2 separate regions of the Homo sapiens genome follow, and region 2 is linked to region 1. Evidence: read pairs that join two places in POLR2A ChIA-PET (ENCODE). Cell type or tissue: A673. All regions are shown on one strand. Each heading gives the region's core, and the rest is flanking DNA. Links, peaks and the distances in the headings are about the cores only. Region 1 overlaps ATP11C (ATPase phospholipid transporting 11C (ATP11C blood group)). Region 2 overlaps ATP11C (ATPase phospholipid transporting 11C (ATP11C blood group)).

Region 1 (10,517 bases), core at 1,661-9,660:
AGAAAAATCAGTGAGGTGAGATTCCTCCATAACTCATTCTACAAAACTAGTATCATCCTAAAATAAAAATTTGGCAAGGACACAATAAAAAAAGAAAACTATAGGCCATTATTCATGATGAACATAGATGTAAAAATCCTCAACAAAATACTAGCAAACTGAAACCAGCAGCACATCAGAAAGATAACTCATCATGATCAAACGGGTTTTATTCCTGGGATGCAAGGACGGCTTAACATATGCAAATCAATAAATGTAATTCACCACGTACGTAAAATTAAAACAAAAATTATATGATCATCCCAATAGATGCAGAAAAAATATTCAATAAAATTTGACATACCTTGATGATAAAAAAAAAAAACCCTGAGAACAAACTAGGCATCAAAGAAACATACCTCAAAATAATAAGAACCCTACATGCAAACCCACAGCCAACACCATACTCAATGTGCAAAAGTTGAATGCATTTCCCCTAAAAACTGGAACAAGACAGGGATATCCACTCTTACCACTCCTATTTAACAGAGTACTGGAAGTCCTAGCCAGAGCAATCAGGCAAGATTGCTGGAATACTACGCAGCCATAAGAAAAGTAAAATCGTGTCCTTTGCAGTAACATGGATGCAGCTGGAGGCCACTATCCTAAGTGAAATAACTCAGAGGCAGAAAATCAAATACCACATGTTCTTACTTATAAGTGGGAGCTAATAAATAAGTACACATGGACATAAAAATGGAAATAACAGACAATGGGGACTCCAAAAGGGGGAAGACGGGAGGGGAGTGAGGGTTGAAAAACCACCCATTGAGTATTATGTTAATATCTTAGGTGATGGGATCAATGGAAGCCCAAACCCCAGCATTACACAATATAACCACATAACGAACCTGCACATGTACTACCTGAATGTATAACCCCGACCCACCCTCCAAAAAAAGAGGAACGCCAATCATCCTGAATGTGAATTTAATTATAATTCTTAAAGACGACAAGAGAAAAACGATACTTTCCTCTGGGTTTCTTTTGGCCACAGAATAACAATGAAATTAGACTAAAGGAATTTCATTAGAGTTTCAATACCTTTTAACGTGACTAAACATATGTTTGTAACTTTTTAATTCTCATAATTTTCATATATAATATTTAGAAAATTCTAAAAATATTAAGAATTTAAAACTTATTATTTCAAGCAGATCAATGGCAGTGTCCTGCAATCAAGTCTGAAAAAGGTCAGCCTGTAAGTTAAAAGCATATTATTTTAAAGTATGCAGGCCAGGCACGGCGGCTCATGCCTGTAATCCCAACACTTTCGGAGGTCAAGACAGAAGCTTATTTGAGGCCAGCAGTTCAAGACCAGCCTGGCCAACATGGCGAAACCCCGCCTCTACTAAAAATATGCAAATTAGCTGGGTGTGGTGGCATATGCCTGTAATTCCAGCTAGCTACCCCGGTGGCTGAGGTGTGAGAATCACTTGAACCCAGAAGGCAGAGGTTGCAGTGAGCCGAGATTGTGCCACTGCACTCCAGCCTGGGCGACAGAGCAAGACTCTGTCTCAAAAATAAATAAATAAATAAAAATAAAAATAAAATAAAATAAAGCATGCAAAAACATACTCTGGTCTGTTGAACCAGGTTAGATTAAGCTCTCATGTTGTTCACTCTACCTTAAATTTCCTTTCAGCTCACCTATCTCTGAAAATCTTACCCCTTTGTCTAGGCACCAGCTCAAACAATGGCTGTAGTACCCTTCCCTAAACATGTCAAGACTATTTGATAATATGTGCATAAATATATGGATAGCTTAGTAAATATTCAAAAGACCTGAGTGAAAACTGATTCATTCTTCTAGGTTACATGAATTTACCTTAAAAATCATTCCTACTGGCTGGGTGTGGTGGCTCACGCCTGTAATCCTAGCACTTTGGGAGGCTGAGGCGGACAGATCACGAGGTCAGGAGATCGAAACCATCCTGGCTAACACAGTGAAACCCCATCTCTACTAAAAATACAAAAAAATTAGCCGGGCGTGGTGGTGGGCACCTGTAGTCCCAGCTACCCTGGAGGCTGGGGCAGGAGAACGGCGTGAACCTGGGAGGTGGAGCTGGCAGTGAGCCAAGACCGCGCCACTGCACTCCAGCCTGGGCGACAGAGCGAGACTCTGTCTCAAAAAAAAAAAAATTAATTAAAAAATTAAAAAAAAATCATTCCTACTAACAGCTCAAAATCTGGTGTAATTTTTCATACTTGCTATAATAAATAAATCTTTAAGTCCACTTAAACAATAAAACTAAAGATTTCAAACTTCGAGATTAAATTACTAATCTGGGGCAGATCACACCCAAAACACTGGTCATTAAAATAATAAGAGTATCATTTTCTAGTTACTTGTCTTCAACTGCAGTGGCTCCAATTAAATTCATGTTTGTCTCAATATCATCGAAAACTTTTTCCATTTTTTCTTCTCTGTCTTGTAAGGCCATTTTTGCCTCTATGAGCTGTCTGTTAATTCTTTCATAATCATCTGGAGCAATTTCTTTGAAGGCTACACAGAGTGTCCGATACCCATCCTAGGAGTAAAGTAGGAGATCTGTAGTTATTCTAATAATAGTTGGAAAAAAAAAAAAACACACTCTGTAAATACTCTTGCTTTAGCCATATGGACAAGAGAAATTCTGACACATATTTAGTCTGAAAAAATGAAGAAATTACAACTGAAAAGGTAACATTCAATTAGGTTCAGAAAAAGGAAGTAACAGTTCTTTTAACAAAGGTTGTTGAAAAGTCTTTTAAGGCTGCAAATTCTGACCTGAAACTTGCTCCAGGAAAATGTTTTATATTAAGATAAAAAAAAGTAATATTATCAAATCCCCAAATACAAAACATAGACCACAAAAATAAGCTAAAATGTATTTAAACTGTCATTTAAACAGAAATCCAATAAACATAGTCATTTTCAACATTTCTCTGCTTACTTATTGGTGGGGGAAGGAGTATAGGCTCACCATTGCATTACGTTCCACATGGACTTTAGTTAACTCAATTTCATGATTTTGCACTCTGGGAAAAACTGCCGAGTCTGCTCCTTTACAAAAGAGAAGTATGTCTCCTAAAATAAAGAACCATAGTACTTGACTTAGAATTTTAAGGCTGGTATTGTGGTTTTAGTAAGAGTAACTTTTAAAGCGGTCTCTCTCACCCAAGTGTTGTATATTCTGAGCACACCTTGCAATACTCACCTAAATGGAATGAGAAATCTTGGCCTTCAGTCTGTCAGAAAGGCATGTACCACCTCTTCAAGGTCATTATGAACACAATTAATAAGCCAGAGTTTACAATAGGCACCTCTGTTAAAATATACTTCCTCCCACCAATTCATGGAGGGCTGGGCTTGTGTCAAGGAGCTGCATCTGAATTTCTTCTGAAAATGTATGCCAGGTGCAGTGGCTCATGCCTGTAATCCCAGCATTGTGGGAGGCTGAAGTGGGAGGATCACTTAAGCTCAGGAGTTCAAGACCAGCCTGGGCAACACAGGGAGACCCTGACTCTACTAAAAATTAAAAAATTAGCCAGGCATGGTGGTACACACCTATAGACCCAACTACGCTGGATGCTGAGGTGGAAGGATTGCTTGAGCCCAGGATGTCAAGGCTGCAGTGAGCTATAATCTTGCCACTCCAGCCTAGATGACAGAGTAATACCGTGTCTTAAAAAAAAAAAAATGCAGTGAAGCCATGGCCTAGAGCACACATATGGCATCTACAGATGTCAAGAAGAAAGCTCAAGCTCAAACAAGCTGAAATAATTTTGAATAAACTATATTAACTAGCTTCTAAAACAATGGCTTGATAGTTTTTACTGATGAGAATAGCTTTGTAGAATGCTGGTATAATTGCAGCTTTAGATCACTTCACACACCCAGGAAATATTCACAGTTGTGCACTAAGACAGACACTTTATCCTTATAAGGGAAACAACCGAGGTCAACAAATTAAAAAGTGTAGCTCTGAGGTCAATGACCTTTGTAGACCAGTTCCACAGACATTTCACCATTTGCTGTAGAACATGTGGACATGCACACATAAGAATAGCAAGTATTTGAAATGTTGTGTTTTTTTTTTCATTTATTCTTACACATCCAAAGTGTATTTTAAAATTCACAAAACAAACTCCATGGTCACTTATTAAAATCAATTTCATGACTTTGCAATCACACCACAAAGTATGAATTAAGTGGGATATGTTCCCCCAAGGATCTGTCTGTATCCTCCCATTCTGACATTAAGGAATTTAGAAAATTTAATAGTAAAACGTAAATTACTGGGAAATAAATCAAAAATTTTTAGAAAACAAACCACCTCGGCACACCACACACACACGTATCTGAGAGCCTTCGAATAAAGCAGGATTGCTCGCCCATGGGTCTTGCAGAATCTGAGCAGAAGGCAAACCACCATGGTGCCTCCAAAGACATGAGGGAGCCCAGGATTACAGTACCAGTTCCCCTGCAAAGGGCAAGCTTTACTCTGCTCAACAAAGAACCTGAGCTCTGGAGTGAAACTGCAATGCCATTTCCCAGAAACCAGGCCCTTAGTCCTCTCTACCTCACCTGTTTCCAGGGAGTGTCAAGCAGTAGGGGAACCAGGAAGGTCAGTGAGGGATAACAAGCAACTCCCTATACTCAAGGATTCTGCTGCTAGTAATCCCAAACCATCCAACTATGCTGGGTGGCTGCATGTAAACATTACTGGTAGACTGGTCAGTACCCTGAACCATATAAAAGTCATCCTTTCAGTTCCTGTTCGAACACCCAAGGCAGAGGGATATGGTTCTGCTACCAAGAAAAGGCACACCCTGTCATAACAAGGGTTCTGTCACTAACAATTTGGTAAACAGAACATCTGTGCTTAAAAAAATACATGAAAGCATATGCAAAAGCTACTGCTTTGCATGACTTTCACTAATCCTACACTACTACATGAAATGATTCTCTTTCCTGAAAGAGTGAATCAACCAATAAGCCTACAAATCAACAAAGAGAAAAATTCAAGCTTTTCAGACATGTACCTTCTTGAGTCTTCACAATTACACTCATACGTCGCCGGACAGCATCAAAGTTTAAGGTGTGAAGAAGTTCATATCTTTAAGAGAAATGAGCAAAGTAAAAAACCTAGAATATACTGAGAAAAATAAAGCACAACAGAAATATGTTAAGATATTTAAACATCTTAAATCAACAGATAGCACTGGTTGTGTGCACAACTGGTACTTTCCTTTGTCTCAGAATTTCTCTGAACATAGAACATGCTGTCAGAGGACACCAGTGTTAGTTAAGGGGTATTTATAGCCCCTCAGTATATTACTTAAAATGGTAAGGAGAATGACCACATAAAAATGGAAGATAAAGAGCTGTCCCACCAAGCCATATTTGGAGGGGTCTAGAAACAGTCCCACTCTGCCAATTATTTTAGCAGCATTTATGTATGGAGTGCCAGGCACAGTGCTAGGTGCTGGGGAATAGAGGTGAATCTGCCTGAGTCCCTTCCCTTATGCGGGTCACCATATGATAAGGGAGACAGAGCATAATGAGATAACTACCCTTCTAGTTTCTCAAATACTGTAATAAAGGCACTTACAGGGAAGATATAAGAACACAGAAGGAAGTCATCTGAAAGGAGGTTTCCTGGAAGAGGACATGCCTGAGCTGGGTTCTGCAAGGGTAATATGATGAAGAAAGGGGGCCATGGCATTCTGAGTAGAGGGAATGAGCACGGCAGCATGAGAGCACATGGCCCATGGAAGACTTTAAGTAGTTCACCAATGCCCAAAAAACTCATCAATAGGGGAATAGTAAGAGATAAAGCAAGAAAGGTAAGCAGGGGCTGGAAACACATCTTTGTGAGCCATTTCTGGAATTTGGGATTGTATTGTAAGAGCAAAAGAAAGCCAATAAAAGGGTTTAAACAGTGGAATGACATGATGAGACTGGTCAAATGTGTGTGTGGATGGCTGAACTAATCAATGGAGAGACACAGAAGAGTTAAAATAAGAGTTGGTTATTAGAAAAAGTGAGAGGAAATATTTCCTTGAAAATAAACAACTAGTATTTTTTAAAAAAAGTATTTACTACATAGCTTGTTTTGGTGGGAGTGAGGGGGTCATTAGTCTTGCGGGAGTATATGTATAAGACATCTAACATGGCATCTGGTTTGCTGTTGGCCAGATGTGGGCACTGTTGCAGATGGGCTAGAATCTAAACTCTGACAATGACCCTGGGTCCCTGTCAGTCAGACCAAGAACCTTCCTCTGGGCTTCTATGAATCTCTCTCCAAAAGGGTGCATTACCCAAGTACCTGTAAACATATTACAGGTTTCTGAGATGGGTCTCAGGAGATCCTAGGGGCCAGAATGAAAGTCAGATAACATAATTATATTTCAAGTTCAGATGAGGAAATTCAAATTAATCACAGAGCCTAATTAAAATCCACCATTAAGATAAGGTGGCTTTGTTCATTAGGGTCTTTGTGGCAAAAGAGGAAATGTGAAGACACTGGAGCATCAGAGTACTTGCCCCGAGGCTCACACCTGAACATTCCGAACCAAACAAGGCTTCTGGTTTACAGCAAAGCTGCCTTTATTGCCTGGGCTTGCAATCCCAGAGTGATTGCTTGGACACTAGATAGCAGAAGGTTTCACATATATTCACTGATTTTTCCTGTAGCATGTGTTAGAGACCTGAAATGGCATCTAAATTTGAGAAACATTCCAGGCAAACTCTCATTCTGGCTACTGGACCCAGATGTGAACCAGATTGGAATTTCCACCTCAAACTCCAGTTTCTGCAATTCTATGTAACATGGCTTCTACCCCAACTATATTTACATAAAACTCTGAACTGGGAGAGCAGGGTCCTGTATTTTTAGTGGCATCATTTCCTTTGCTGCCCTGCCTGAATCCACTTAAATTTGACTATGGGGTTAAGAAATGACAAACATCAAACACAGAGCTACTTACTCTTCTATTTCTTTTCTTTGGTTCTCTACTCTCATATATCCATTTCGATTTCCTAAAAATGTGAACCCGTACCTATCAAAAACAATAAAAAAGACCTTGTGTATCTCTAAAGAATGATTAATTTTTTTATTATTATTTTTTTTGAGACAGAGTCTCGCTCTGTTGCCCAGGCTGGAGTGCAGTGGCGCGATCTCGGCTCACTGCAACCTTCACCTCCCAGTTTCAAGCGATTCTCCTGCCTCAACCTCCTGAGTAGCTGAGATTACAGGTGTGTGTCACCACACCCGGCTGATTTTTGTATTTTTAGTAGAGACAGAGTTTCACCATGTTGGCCAGGCTGGTCTTGAACTCCTGACCTCAGGTGATCCACCCGCCTTGGCCTCCCAAAGTGCTGGGATTACAGGCGTGAGCCACCGCACCTGGTCTAGAATGATTACTTTCAATGGGGTAACTCATGCTTGTTTATGCTTTTCTTCTCTTTCATATGATCTCAACATATAACTGTACTTTCTTTTCCTGGATAAGTTGATAACAGAGAAAGTCAATGCCCAGCCACAATTATTGTAACCAAGGGAGAGACAATTTGGGTTTCTGATTCTACGGCTAACACACTGGGTGACCTTTGAGCCACTTAATTATCTTGAACCTCATGGGTAAAACTGGACTTTCGGTTCTCAAATGATGTCAAAATTGCTGGGAGCACCTCAGAAATAACATGTGTTGTACAAAAAGTGGCCACTGTTATGTTATTTGCAAAACATAGTATGAACATTCAGACTTCTGGCTGGCATGCATAAATAGTAAGGCAAGTAATACCTACCTGTAACTATTTTCTTTTTAGTCTTAACTGGTTAGGTGTGGGAATTTTCCACAAATTTTTGGCTAAAGCAGTTGTGTTTTTTATTAAATAATAGGAGATGTATGTGCTAAGGTCACTGAAGCAAACGGAAAAAAACAAATAACTTCTGTCCTCCTGTGATTTCACTTTCTTAGGAGAAGTATAAGAAAGTATACTTTACCTTTTAGCTCCTTTCACCAAAGCTATTTCATCTGGTGAAGAGGAGATATAGGTTAATTCAGCTGATTCTGTAGCTCCATCAACAGCATCGTTTGTTTTGATTTCTACAGTATGACATAAACACAAGGCACGTAGAAACAGCTCTTCTCGATTCTGTGGAACAGCAACAAAATAATGATTATTATTTTTAATTTGATCACCCGGTAACTAGGCAGTGAACGGAGAAAATATATTAATGTGAGAGAATGTTGTAACTTCTAACAAACTTAGTAGCAGATACGTATAAATTCTTAACACTCAAATCTGCTATATATTCTCCTAGTACCTAATAAGAGTTCCTGGTTCTCAGCTAGCATACCCTATAGGCTGTGTTAACTCATTAAGGTTATTGTGGCACCACCTAAGCCAAAGCAGTGACTTCTTCATGGCCTAAAAAACTTCATTCAGTATCTAATTCACAATCTAGCAATAGCTCAAGTGTAGGGAGACTCTGGTTAATTTAATGCCTAGACACTCCTGAGACTTTAATCATTTGAACAGACATCATTCTTGGAGGAGCTTACATTTTAAAAGACAAAGCACAAAAAATTATGATCATACAGACAAGCAAGCTTTTACCCAAATGTCATTTCCCACAATTCTCTTTACTTGTAAATTCTACTCATTTACAAATTTCAGAAGTGTCAGTAAAACAAGAAAGGTGAATCCAACAATAGTTATTCTAAAGTCACTGGGCACAGTGGCTCATGCCTGTAATCCCAGCACTTTGGGGGACGGAGGGTGGTGGATTACCTGAGGTCAGGAGTTTGAGACCAGCCTGACCAACATGGTGAAACTCCGTTTCTACTAAAAATACAAAAAAATTAGCCAGGCATGGTGGCAGGCGCCTGTAATCCCAGCTACTCGGGAGGCTGAGGCAGGAGAATCGCTTGAACCTGGGAAGCGGAGGTTGCAGTGAGCTGAGATCATGCCACCGTACTCCAGCCTGGGCAACAGAGTGAGACTCCATCTCAAAAAAAAAAAACAAAAACACAAAAGTCTATGTCATGTGTCCACCTAAAAATTATTTTCTACTATGGAATGTTAACATGCATACACAGATTGGTTTCTTATATAAAACAATAATGCAAATGCACCTTATCTACTTTGTCAAAATATGTTAAAGTTCCATCAGTTTGAGATAATCCATCAACCTCTTGAGTTACACCTTTATATTTGTGGCCATCTATGCAGCATTCAATGAATTCCATGCTGTTTTCAGTGAGTGTTCCAGTCTTATCTGTAAATACATAATCCACCTAAAACAAGGACACAAACATATATTGTTAGTTTCTTCAGTGTGACTAATTTTTAGTTTGCTGTAACGCAAAGCTATTTTCATATCCATAGGAAATCACCCCTTCTAAGACTTCTTGTCAAATGTCAGGGAATTACAGAGACAATATTACCAAAGAAATGAGGAATAAATGAGTATTTTTAAAGACACCAAAATGCTATCACATGTCTAAGGTAGATCTACTCAAATGTAAAAGATGAATAGAAAAAAATGTGACTATTGGCCAGGCACGGTGGCTTATGCCTGTAGTCCCAGCACTTTGGGAGGCTGAGGCAGGAGGATTGCTTGAGCTCAGGAGTTCAAGACCAGCCTGGCCAACATGGTGAAACCCCGTCTCTACTAGAAATACAAAAATTAGCTGGGTGTGGTGGCACACACCTGAAATCCCAGCTACTTGGGAGGCTGAGGCACAAGAATTGCTTGAATCCAGGAGACAAAGGTTGCAGTGAGCTGAGATCACATCACTATACTCCAACCTGGGTGATAGAGTGAGACTCTGTCTCAGGAAAAAAAAAAAAAAGTGACTATTTTATCAAACTAAGAACGCTTCTCATTTAAGTTAACCTTTTTTAAGATAGGGTCTCACTCTGTCACTCAGGCTGGAATGCAGTAGCCATTATAGCTCACTATAACCTCAAACTTCTTGGCTCAAGCAATCCTCCCACCTCAGCCTCCCAAGTAGCTGGGACCACAGGCACGCACCACCACACCAGGCTAATTATTCTGTAATTTTTGTAGAGACAGCATCTCACTATGTTGCCCAGGCTGGTCCCATACTCCTGGGCTCAAGCCTTGGCCTCCCAAAGTGTTGGGATTATAGGCATGAGCCACCATGCCCAGCCAGTTAACCTGTTTGATGTAAAGAAGTTACATAAGTCAATTTTTCAAGTGGGAAGTAAGACTATACTGACCACTTATTTCTCTCTCTCTCTCTCACTCACACACACACACACACACACACACACACACACTCTTACACTTTGTGGGCTAGTACGTACATTACCCATTAAAAATTTTTTCCCAATAAATTAAATGGGATGTAACAAAATAAAACAGAAACTGATGAAGGTTTTTTTCCCCTTTTAAAAGTAAAATTTTCTATAAAAATACTGAATTAAAATAAAATGCACCACATCATATAATATACAT
Region 2 (10,517 bases), core at 1,126-9,125, 100 kb after region 1:
AAAGTTAGCTAGCAATGGTCTGTTGTCCATGTAAAATAAAAACGGCATCTCCAATCCTCCACACTGAGATAACCACTTCCAAACCAGTAGGCAAGTCCAGAGCATTCAGGAATACTTTATTTTTTATTTTGATGAGGTCTTGCTATGTTGCCCAGGCTGGTCTTGAACTCCTGGCCTCAGGCAATCCTCCCTCCTGGGCCTCTCAAAGTGCTGGGATTACAAGCGTGAGTCACTGCACCCAGCTCAGCAGTACTTTTTAAAATTTTCCAAATTTGCAAACTGATTTAGTAAATACCTTGTGTTATTTTGACTTGAGAAGGAGTGAAAAGTAGACAAAATGAATTCCATTTTTATAAAAGAACTTTAGGCAATTTTGTCAAAAGAACTAAACAAACAACTATAGAAATCATTCTAAGTCTCCTTTGCCATCTTCTAAAACCAGATTATTTTCATTTACAAAATACATTTAATGGTAGGAAATCAATAATGATGATAGTAATGGACACCACTAAATTGAGCACATTCTATGTGAGACATTTTACATATATTATCTGTATTCCTCAAAACTCAATGTAAATGTTCTACATTTCAAATTTTTAAAACATGAGGCTCAGAGAGACAAATGTGCCACAAATCAAGTAAATGGCAAAGCTGAGATACAAATCACGATATCTAAAAGCCCAGATTTTAGATGGCAATGAAAGGTGGGAGGGCTTTTCTCTCCTTCCAAATCTCAATTTCTACCTCACTCTCCCAATTCCTGTCCTTCCCTCCCTTCCTCTGTCTCTCTCACACAAACACAAACACATGCACACACATACCCACTCACTTCCAAAGAGAGGCGATACCATACAGTGAGCTAATAACGGTTTTATCCAAAACACCTGCATTTAAATTCTGACCGCCCCCCCACCACCCTGCCATTTACTAGCTCCAAGACTTGGTGGTACAAATTGTTTGATGGACCTCACTTTCCATCAAGTGAGATTAAATAAGATAAACATACACACTGCCTAGTACATACTATTTTTGTTACATTTCCCCCCACTCACTTTTGATAGCCTAAAAGACCAAACGAAGAGGAACCAAAAACATGCTACCTGTATTGTATGCTAAGCAAGGGAGTTAGCACTTCCCTTAGGATGGAAAAATTTCTATGACTTATAAAACACACATATGGTTAAGGAATTGCTACCTACTTCATTTCTTTTATCCATGATTTTTATCCATAAAATACAAGAGAATAAGCTATTATTGCCATGTGGAATTTAGACTAGTAATGCAAGAATAGTTCGGCATTCATACGTCAAACACAATGCCATTCACAGTGTCAGCAGTCAAAAACAAGGAAAAATCTGTATGACTAATTCTATAGGTACAGAAAAAGTGCAAGATTCATTCAGCAGCCCTTCATTACTTAAAAAACAACAGCAACAACAACTCAGCTAACTAGAAATCAAAAGAAACTTCCTCAACCTGGTAAAGAGCATCTATGAAGAAAAAAAAAAGATAAAGAGCATCTATGAAAAACTTACAGCTAACTCATACTTAATAATAAAACACAAAATGATTTCCCCCTAAGATCAGGAAGAAGGCAGGGAATCCACTCTTAACACTCCTACTCAACATCATATAAGATAGAACTCCTAGCTAATGCAATAAGGTACAGAAAAAAAATACAGATACTTATAGATGGGAGAGGAAAAATAATACTGCCTTTATTCACAGAAAATGTAATTATCTATCCAGAAAATATAAAAGAATCTATAAGAGACTACTAGATATAATTAGTGACTGGCAAAGTTTAAGAACATAAGATCAATATATAGAAATTGTTTTTTTTCCTTGCCTTGCTATAAAAAAAATCAACTGTATTTTTATACACAATAGTGAAGAACAGGAAAATGAAATTTTTAAAAGCACCAGTTGTGGCCAGGCGCGGTGGCTTATGCCTGTAATCCTAGCACTTTGGGAGTCCAAGGTGGGCAGATCACGAGGTCAAGAGATTGAGGCCATCCTCGCCAACATGGTGAAACCCCGTCTATACTAAAAATACAAAAATTCGCTGGGCGTGGTGGAGCACACCTGTAGTCCCAGTTACTCGGGAGGCTGAGGCAGAAGAATTGCTTGATTGCTTGAACCCGGGAAGTGGAGGTTGCAGTGAGCTGAGATTTTCCAGCCTGGCAACAGAGCAAGACTCCATCTCAAAAAAAAAAAAAAAAAAAGCACCAGTTACTACAGCACCAAGAAACATGTGATACTGAGGGATCAATCTAACAAAGTATTATAAGATTTGTACGTTGAAAAGTATCAAAAACACTGATGAGAGAAATCAAAGACTTCCTTGCAGAGATACACTGTGTTCATGGATCAGAAGACTCAATATCATCAGTATTGCAATTCTCCTCCAAATTATCTATAGATTTTAATTCACAGCAAATAAAATCCCGTTTCTTTTTCAAAAATTTATAAGGTAACTCCAAAATTATATGGAAAAAATAATTTAGGATAACCTAAACAATTTTGTAAAAAAAAAAAGAAACTTGGAGTACTCATACCAATTGATTTCAAGACTTACAATAAAGCTATAATATTCTAGACAGCGTAGGCAAAAGGGTAACATAGATCAATGAAACAAAATAAAAATTCCAGAAACTGATCCACACATATATGGTCAATTAATTTTTGACAAGGATGCCAAGCTAATTCAATAGACAAAGTATAGTTTTTTTCGTCTTATCAACAAATGATGCTGGAACAATTAGATATATCTATATTCAAAAAATGAATCTCAACCTGTATCTTGCACTATACATAAAAGTCAACCGGAAATTCATCATAGACTGAAATGTAAACCCTAAAGCTATAAAATTTCTAGAAAAAATAGAAGCAAATATTCATGATCCTGAGTTGGGCAACTGTTTCTTAGATAGGACAGAAAAACCATTAACCATAAAAGAAAATATTGAGGCCAGGCACAGTGGCTCACGTTTGTAATCTCAGCCCTCTGGGAGGCCAAGGTGGGAGGATCTCTTCAGGAGTTTGAGACCAGCCAGGGCAACATAATAAAACCCTGTTTCTACAAAAAAAACCACAAAAATTAGCTGGGCATGGTGGTGCACACCTATAGTACCAGCTACTCGGGAGGCTGAGGTAGGAGGATTGCTTGAGTTCAGGAGGCCAGCAGTGAGCCATGATTGAACCAGTGCTCTCCAGCCTGGGTGACAGAACAAGGCCCTGTCTGAAAAAAACAGACAACACAAGACTGAAAAATGGAACTTCAATCAAAACTTAAAACTACTGCTCTTGGGCTGGGGGTGGTGGCTCACACCTGTAATCCCAGCACTTTGGGAGGCCAAGGTGGGCGGATTTGCCTGAGCTCAGGAGTTTGCAACCAGCCTGGGCAACAAGGTAAAACCCCATCTCTACTAAAATACAAAAAATTAGCTAGGCATGGTAGCATGCACCTATAGTCCCAGCTACTCAGAAGGCTGAGGTAGGAGAATTGCTTGAACCCAGGAGGCGGAGGTTTCAGTGAGCCGAGATCGCACCACTGCACTCCAGCCTGGGCGATAGAGCAAGACTCCGTCTCAAAAAAAAAAAAAAAACACACACACAAAACTACTGCTCTTTGAAACACACTATTTAAAAAGTAAAAAGACAAGCCATAGACTGGGAAAAACATTTGCAAAACACATATCTGATAAAGGACCAGTAGCCAGAATATATAAAGAACACTCAAAGCTGTAAAGCTGTATAATTTTTTTTTTTTTTTGATACAGTCTCACTCTGTCACCCAGGCTGGAGTGCAACAGTGCGATCTCAGCTCATTGCAACCTCTGCCTCCCGGGTTCAGGTGATTCTCCTGCCTCAGCCTCCCGAGTAGCTGGGATTACAGGCGCCCGCCACAACGCCCAGCTAATTTTTGTATTTTTGTAGAGACGGGGTTTCACCATGTTGGCCAGGCTGCTCTCGAACTCCTGACCTCAAGTAATCTGCCCACCTTGGCCCCAAAGTGCTGAGATTACAGGTGTGAGCCACTGCGCCCAGCCCAAAGCTGTATAATTTTTCAAAACCCTGCCAAATCAAAAAAATGTTAAGACACTTGTTCAAAATCATTAGTCATTAGGAAAAATGCAGAATAAAATTACAGTGAGATATTACTATTCACCTACCAGAATGGCTAAAGTTTTAAAGGACAGACAATAACAATATTGGTGAGGATATGGAGCAAATGCAACCTTATATGTTGCTGTTAGGAAACAAAAATGGTATAGTCACTTTGAAAAATAGTTGGGCAGCTTAAGATATAAAGTTAAATACATAGTTTTCATACTACCCAGTATGAAAATGTACCCAGTACATTTCAGTCTATGATGCTTTTATATATTTACTGAAAACAGGATATACATCTACACAGAAACCTGAACACAGTTTTTTTTTTTTTGGAGACAGGGTCTTACTCTGTTGCCCAGGCTGGAGTGCAGTGGCACAATCTCAGCACACTGCAACCTCCGCCTCTCGGGTTCAAGCAATTCTCATGCCTCCGCCTCCGAGTAGCTGGGACTATAGGCACACACCGCCACACACAGATAATTTTTATATTTTTAGTAGAGATGGGGTTTCACCATTTTGGCCAGGCTGGTCTCGAATTCCTGACCTCAAGTAACTCGCTCACCTTGGCCTCCCAAAGTGCTAGGATTACAGGTGTGAGCCACCATGCCTGGCCTGAACACAAATATTTACAGCACCTTTATTCATAACCACCAAAAAGTGAAAACAGTCCAAATGTCCATCAGCTACTGGTGAATGGATACACAAATTATAGTGTTATCTCTTTAATGGAATTCTACTCAGCAATGAAAGGCAGCAAACTGGATAAATGCAAGGACATAGATGACTCCCAAAAGCATTATGCCAAGTAAAACAAGCCAGACTCAAAGGCTATACATTTTGATCCCATTTATATGGAATTCTAGAAATGACGAAACTGTAAGGGACAGAAATCAGATTAGCGGTTGCCAGGGGTTGGCAGTTTAGGGAGGGGACTGACTACAAAGGAGCATGAGGGAACTTTTTAGGTGACAGAAAATTTGATTATTTTGATTTCAGTGGTGATTACAATTTATATAATTTTGTCAAAATTCATCGATTTTTACATACCTAAAAAGGGCAAATTTTACTGTATGTAAATTATACCTCAATAATTCTCAAGAAAAAAGTTGTGTTACAAAAGTAACAACCTCGAAAGAGCCAACTATTTTAGGCAGAGATCTACAACTGATTTGAACTGAAAAGGCTGATTTCTGATTATAAATTTAAGATCATGATTAAAGCACAGGAAGATATGCAGGGCAGATTAAGTTCATGAAAGTTGTGTATGTGTCTCTCACTGTTAATTGATATAATTGTGTAAAAACGGGCTCTGGTAAGAAGGTGAGAAAGGCATAATTAAGAACCAAAATACTCCATTTGGTATTTATTCAAAACAGGCTGACAACAGAATAAATGGCCATAATTGTCCTTACAAATTGCTTGAGTTTGTAGATGACTCATTCAAAGAACTGCCTAAGGAGACAGGAATTTTATTCAAGTACTAATTCTCCTCACTTCACAACCACTCTGATTTAGAAGAGAAGGGGTGAAGTATTTTTATTCTATGCAATTTCTACCTCTTGATCAGAGTTCTGAAAAGACATAGTAGAAGCTTATCTTGGCAGCAGAGACAACAGGGTGGGAGAAGATCAAGAGTTTTCTAAAACCCCTAAAGGGCTTTTCTCTCTGTTTTGGCAGGCAGGTAGCTTATCCAGTAGTGGATAAGCCAGTGTGCATGGTTCTGGCTTTGCAAGGAGCTATGGTCAAAACAGTGTGGTTTTGTGTGGTGGTTCACACCTGTAATCCCAACACTTTGGGAGGCCGAGGCAGGAGGATTCCTTGAAGCCAGGAGTTTGAGACCAGCCTAGGTAACAAAACAAGACCTCATCTCTACAAAAAATTTTTTTAAAAAGCCAGGCATGGTGGAACATGCCTGTGGTTCCAGCTACTTGGGAGGCTGAGGTGGAAGGATCGCTTGAGCCTAAAAGTTCAAAGCTTCAGTGAGCTATGAAAATGCCACTGTACTTCAGCCTGGGTGACAGTGTCAGACCCCATCTCTAAATGAAACAAAACAGTGATAGGATCCATTTAAGTACCATTATCAGAGCCCCAAGGAAGAAGTAAACTGAAAAACAGACTATAGAAACTTGTATTTATTCACTCATTCCTTCATCTATTCATCCAACAATTATTTATGGACTGCCCACTCTGGGCCAGGCTCTGTGTTAAACTGAAGACATAAAGATAACCTGGACTGAAGTAGTTTACAATCTTGTGGTGGGCAGGAGTGGGGGGTGTATAAAGTGCAACAGCATCCAACAGGCTGGAGTACGCCATAACAGAAGAGGAAAATCAGACTTGTGATTTTTCCCCATATACCATTTTCTATCAAGTTCTCAGTGCCCCAGAGTTCACCAGGAAAGCAAAAATGGCAACCACTCCAGGCAGTGGGAACAGCACATGCAACAGAAGTACAAGTAAGCACAGTGTAGCCAGCAAACTTCATTAAGTTCTAGGGTACTAAGAACCTGATAGAAAATAGCATGTAATAAAACTGGAGAAGTAGGCATGAATCAGAAAGGTCGAAGGCTTCATGAGTTATGCCAAGAAGTTAGATATCCTTGTGGGGTGTGGGGTAAACAATGGGCAGCCTATGAACAGGGGAAGAACAAATCAAGATTTGCATAAAGAAAGATGATTCCAAAAGCAAGTCAGAGATTGGCCAAAAAAAAAAAAAAAAAAAAAAGAAGGAAGATGAGGAGTTTCCTGTATTTTAGCTGAAAAGCTGGTGGTGGACTAGAAAGTTGGTGTTAACTAATGGGTACTAGTTTAATACCTGAGTGACAAAATAATCTGTACAGCAAGCCCCCATAAGTTTAACTATATAACAAACCTACACATGTACCCCGAACTTAAAATAAAAGTTAAATTAAAAAGAGAAAGTTGGTGTTAACTGGAATGGCAGAAAGCCCTCCATGAACCACCCTTCAGTCATGCAGAGAAAATGACTCATTCTCCCGCCCAATGTATATCTCTAGCTAGCCATCATGATTGTTTATTCTCTACCCCAACTGGACTAGCAGCTTCCTAGAAACTGGAATGCTCTCTCTCACTCACACACACATGCATGCACACATACTCATCTCCCCATTGCCTAGCTAAAGGTAGATGTTTAGTAACTGTGCAGACACTAAGGAATGAGTGAATAAATAAATGAATGCATTGATGGTTTTGGCACAAGAAACCAATAGAGAGGTACTGCAAAATGCGATTGATGGGTTATCTTGGGAGTTACCAAGCTATCCATCTGATGGAAAGTTGAAGTATAAGCTTCTGAGAGTCTTTTTCAATACAAAGATTTCATGATTCTAGTTCTCCCTTGCCCCTAATTAATTTTTTTTAAGACAGGGTCTCACTCTGTTGCCCAGGCTGGAGTGCAGTGGTGTAGTCTCAACACACTGCAACCTCCACCTCCCAGGTTCAAGCAATTCTCATGCCTCAGCCTCTCAAGTCTCTGAGATTACAGGTGCACACCACCACGCTTGGCTAATTTTCCTATTTTTAGTAGAGATGGGATTTCACCTTATTGGCCAGGCTGGTCTCCAATTCCTGACCTCATGTGATCTGCCTGTGTCGGCCTCCCAAAGTGCTGGGATTACGGGCGCGAGCTACTGCACCCGGCCTAGTAATAGATTTTTAAAATAAAGGTTCCAGAGAAAGAAAACTACTGATTTTCATAATTAAGCTACTGAAGGCAGGCAGCATGGCAGATCAAAAAGTACAGAATGTCAGGTGCTTGGAGGTGGACCCAGAAGCAAGGCCTAGAAGGAAATCCAAGTGACAAGAGCACATTACTAGAAAAGACAGTGCAGCAACAACCAAAGGTCCAGGCAGGTGAGCAGTGAGCATGAGGATACTCAGCAAGGTAAAAGCAGACAGAATATAACATCAGGGAAATCTGGTAAAAAGGCAATTAGTGGGTGAGCATCTATAACATCAGGATTGGGCAGCAAAGACCCAACCACAGGTATGGGTCTAGGCAGAGCTTAAGTTCCCCAGAAGCTTAGCTAAAAAGAAAACATGTTCCTACCTTTGGATGAATTGGGGTGCCAACCATTGTACCCATAAAAGGACTTCACAGGGGATAAACAGAGTAAGGACCAGTTTCTGGCCCAGAAATACAAGGGCTAGTCTTAATCACAACGAGCCAGACAACAGCAATCTTACAAAAACATGACCACACAAAGTCAGAATGATACTAGCAAACATGCTGAACTGCTGAGCTAGCAGTCTGAGGTTCCCAAAATTCTCTCTAACTCAAGACAGGCTAAGACTCAAAGCCTCATTCAGGGCTGACCTGCCCCAGCTCTGTCCATTGGAAAGCCACGTAGACAGAGAAGCCAACAGGCTCACACAGTCCCCCCAACATCAGAGAGTATGAGGCACGCCTCTAAGTTCAAAAGAGGTGCTCAAAAATACCAGTGAAAGAGAATGAGAGCCTGTCACACAGAAAGAAAGGAGAAGAGGAATATGGAATCCAGTATACAGAGATCTTGTCTCTGTACATTTACTCCACTCACAACTACTTTTAGGAATGTTTGTCGCCCAGGCTGGAGTGCAAGTGGGGCAATCTCGGCTCACTGCAACCTCTGCCTCCCAGGCTCAAGCGATTTTCGTGCCTCAGCCTCTCGAGCAGCTGGGACTACAGAAGCGTGCCACCAAGCCTGGCTAATTTTTGGGTTTTTTTGTTTGGTTGTTTGTTTTTTACTAGAGATGGGGTTTCACCATGTTGGCCAGGCTGGTCTCGAACTCCTGACCTCAAGTAATCCGCCTGCCTCAGCCTCCCAAAGTGCTGGGATTACAGGCATAAGCCACCAGGCCTGGTCAAAAATGCATATCTTAAAAAGCTCTATGGCCCATAGGTATTACCTAGAAATCTATTCATGTTCACATTTCATATAATTTATTCATTCTCATATTTGTAGTCATATCTAGAAAAAAGAATTTGACACCAGGTTAAGATCATGTCCCCAACTATATATGAAACGTTTTGTGGGAAAATCAGATTCCTCTTACATTTTTATCTAATGTACCTTATCATGAGCATAACAGGTAACTGGGAAGACAGTCAGTATTGCTACTCTTATTTCCCATTCTGAACCACAGATTTAGATGGTCTTAAGGGGTTTAAGCAATGCTCTGGCCTTTTTACTCTCACTGTACAGATGAAAATCTGAGGACCATTGAGAAAGTTACATAACAAACTACAAAAAAAAAAAAAAATTGCACAACAAACTAGTGGCATAGCCAGCAAAGAAACCCAGATGCCTATGTTCCTTCCATGTTTGCAGTATCATCAAATCTGGTAGAGATGCCTGTCATTAGGAAGTTAAATCCAGTAAAATGTATTTACTTATAATTCTTTTTTTTTTTAATAATTCTTAACTCTTTCCAATGAGCTCATATATATAGCCCAACAGAAAATCTGCTCTTTCCATTCACACAGACCATCGATACTTGATACGACAGAATGGAAATCCACTAGAGCTTACACAATTTAGATTCTCTAACTCCAAAGCAAAAGAAGGCCTCAAGCAACATTATTTGATTATGAGATTTTGCTGCTGGGAAGAATTAATCAAATTCATCCTAGAGGCTCATCTGCTGCATGACATACTCATTCCTTGATACTGAAACTCCCTAACAAATTTCAACACAAGATGTGATGGTGACTTCTTTTCCTAGTACTTTCTGATCTTCATCTGTTACCTTGACTAGCATTTGAAGGAATGAAAATAAGGAGGTTGCTTTATCCCTAGTATCACACAATCTTTTGTATTTATATTAAAGCTGGGAAGACAGAAAAGGTCTCACTTAAGGACACACTTTTCACTACTTACGAATACGAAATAAGTGAAGAAGACAAATACCACATGTTCTCATTCATATGTGAGAGCTACAAAAATGGATCTCATGAAGATAGAGAGTAGACTGGTAGTTATCAGAGGAAGAGTTTGGGGGAAGGGAAGATGAAGAGAGGTTGATTAATGGGTACAAATATACACTTAGAAGAATAAGACCTAGTGTTTGATACATCAGTAGAGTGACTATAGTTAACAATAATCTACTGTATATTTCAAAATACCTAGAAAAGAAGATTCCAAATGTTTCCAGCAAAAAAAAAGAGATAAATGTTTAACGTGATGGATATCCCAATTACTGATTTGATCATTACACATTTTATGAATGTATCAAAATATTACAGGTATCCCAAAATATGTACATCTATTAATGTATCAATAAAAATAATAAAAAACTAAAATTACTGAAGAGGTGAGAAAGTCTAATAACTGGTAAATCATAAATAAAATCACATTCTTCGAGACCAGCCTGGCCAACATAGCAAGACCCCGTCTCTACTA

What was found. ChIA-PET counts read pairs that join two places held together with the same protein. Peaks named below come from ENCODE experiments on the same cell type or tissue, not always from the same donor. Only the 100,000 strongest peaks of a DNase experiment are listed, where the experiment ranks them.
Region 2: POLR2A ChIA-PET joins it to region 1 with 12 read pairs; 3 of 35 experiments call an interaction of 5 or more read pairs at or near these places.

What each region holds. Positions count from the first base shown.
Region 1 is chrX:139,780,159-139,790,675 of GRCh38, forward strand. ATP11C (ATPase phospholipid transporting 11C (ATP11C blood group)) reads right to left here. Exons shown (of 30, transcript NM_001353812.2): 13 at 9,169-9,330; 14 at 8,034-8,185; 15 at 7,015-7,086; 16 at 5,068-5,141; 17 at 3,006-3,109; 18 at 2,389-2,570. Among named protein-coding and RNA genes, the nearest start is that of MCF2, 77 kb to the left of the region's middle. In A673, for the core only: no CTCF peak of the experiment used is centred there; no DNase peak of the experiment used is centred there.
Region 2 is chrX:139,884,379-139,894,895 of GRCh38, forward strand. All of the region lies in intron 1 of ATP11C (ATPase phospholipid transporting 11C (ATP11C blood group)), which reads right to left. It also overlaps the pseudogene RNU6ATAC23P. Among named protein-coding and RNA genes, the nearest start is that of MIR505, 35 kb to the right of the region's middle. In A673, for the core only: no CTCF peak of the experiment used is centred there; DNase peaks (open chromatin) are centred at 5,003, 5,553 and 6,753; H3K27ac peaks cover 659 bases.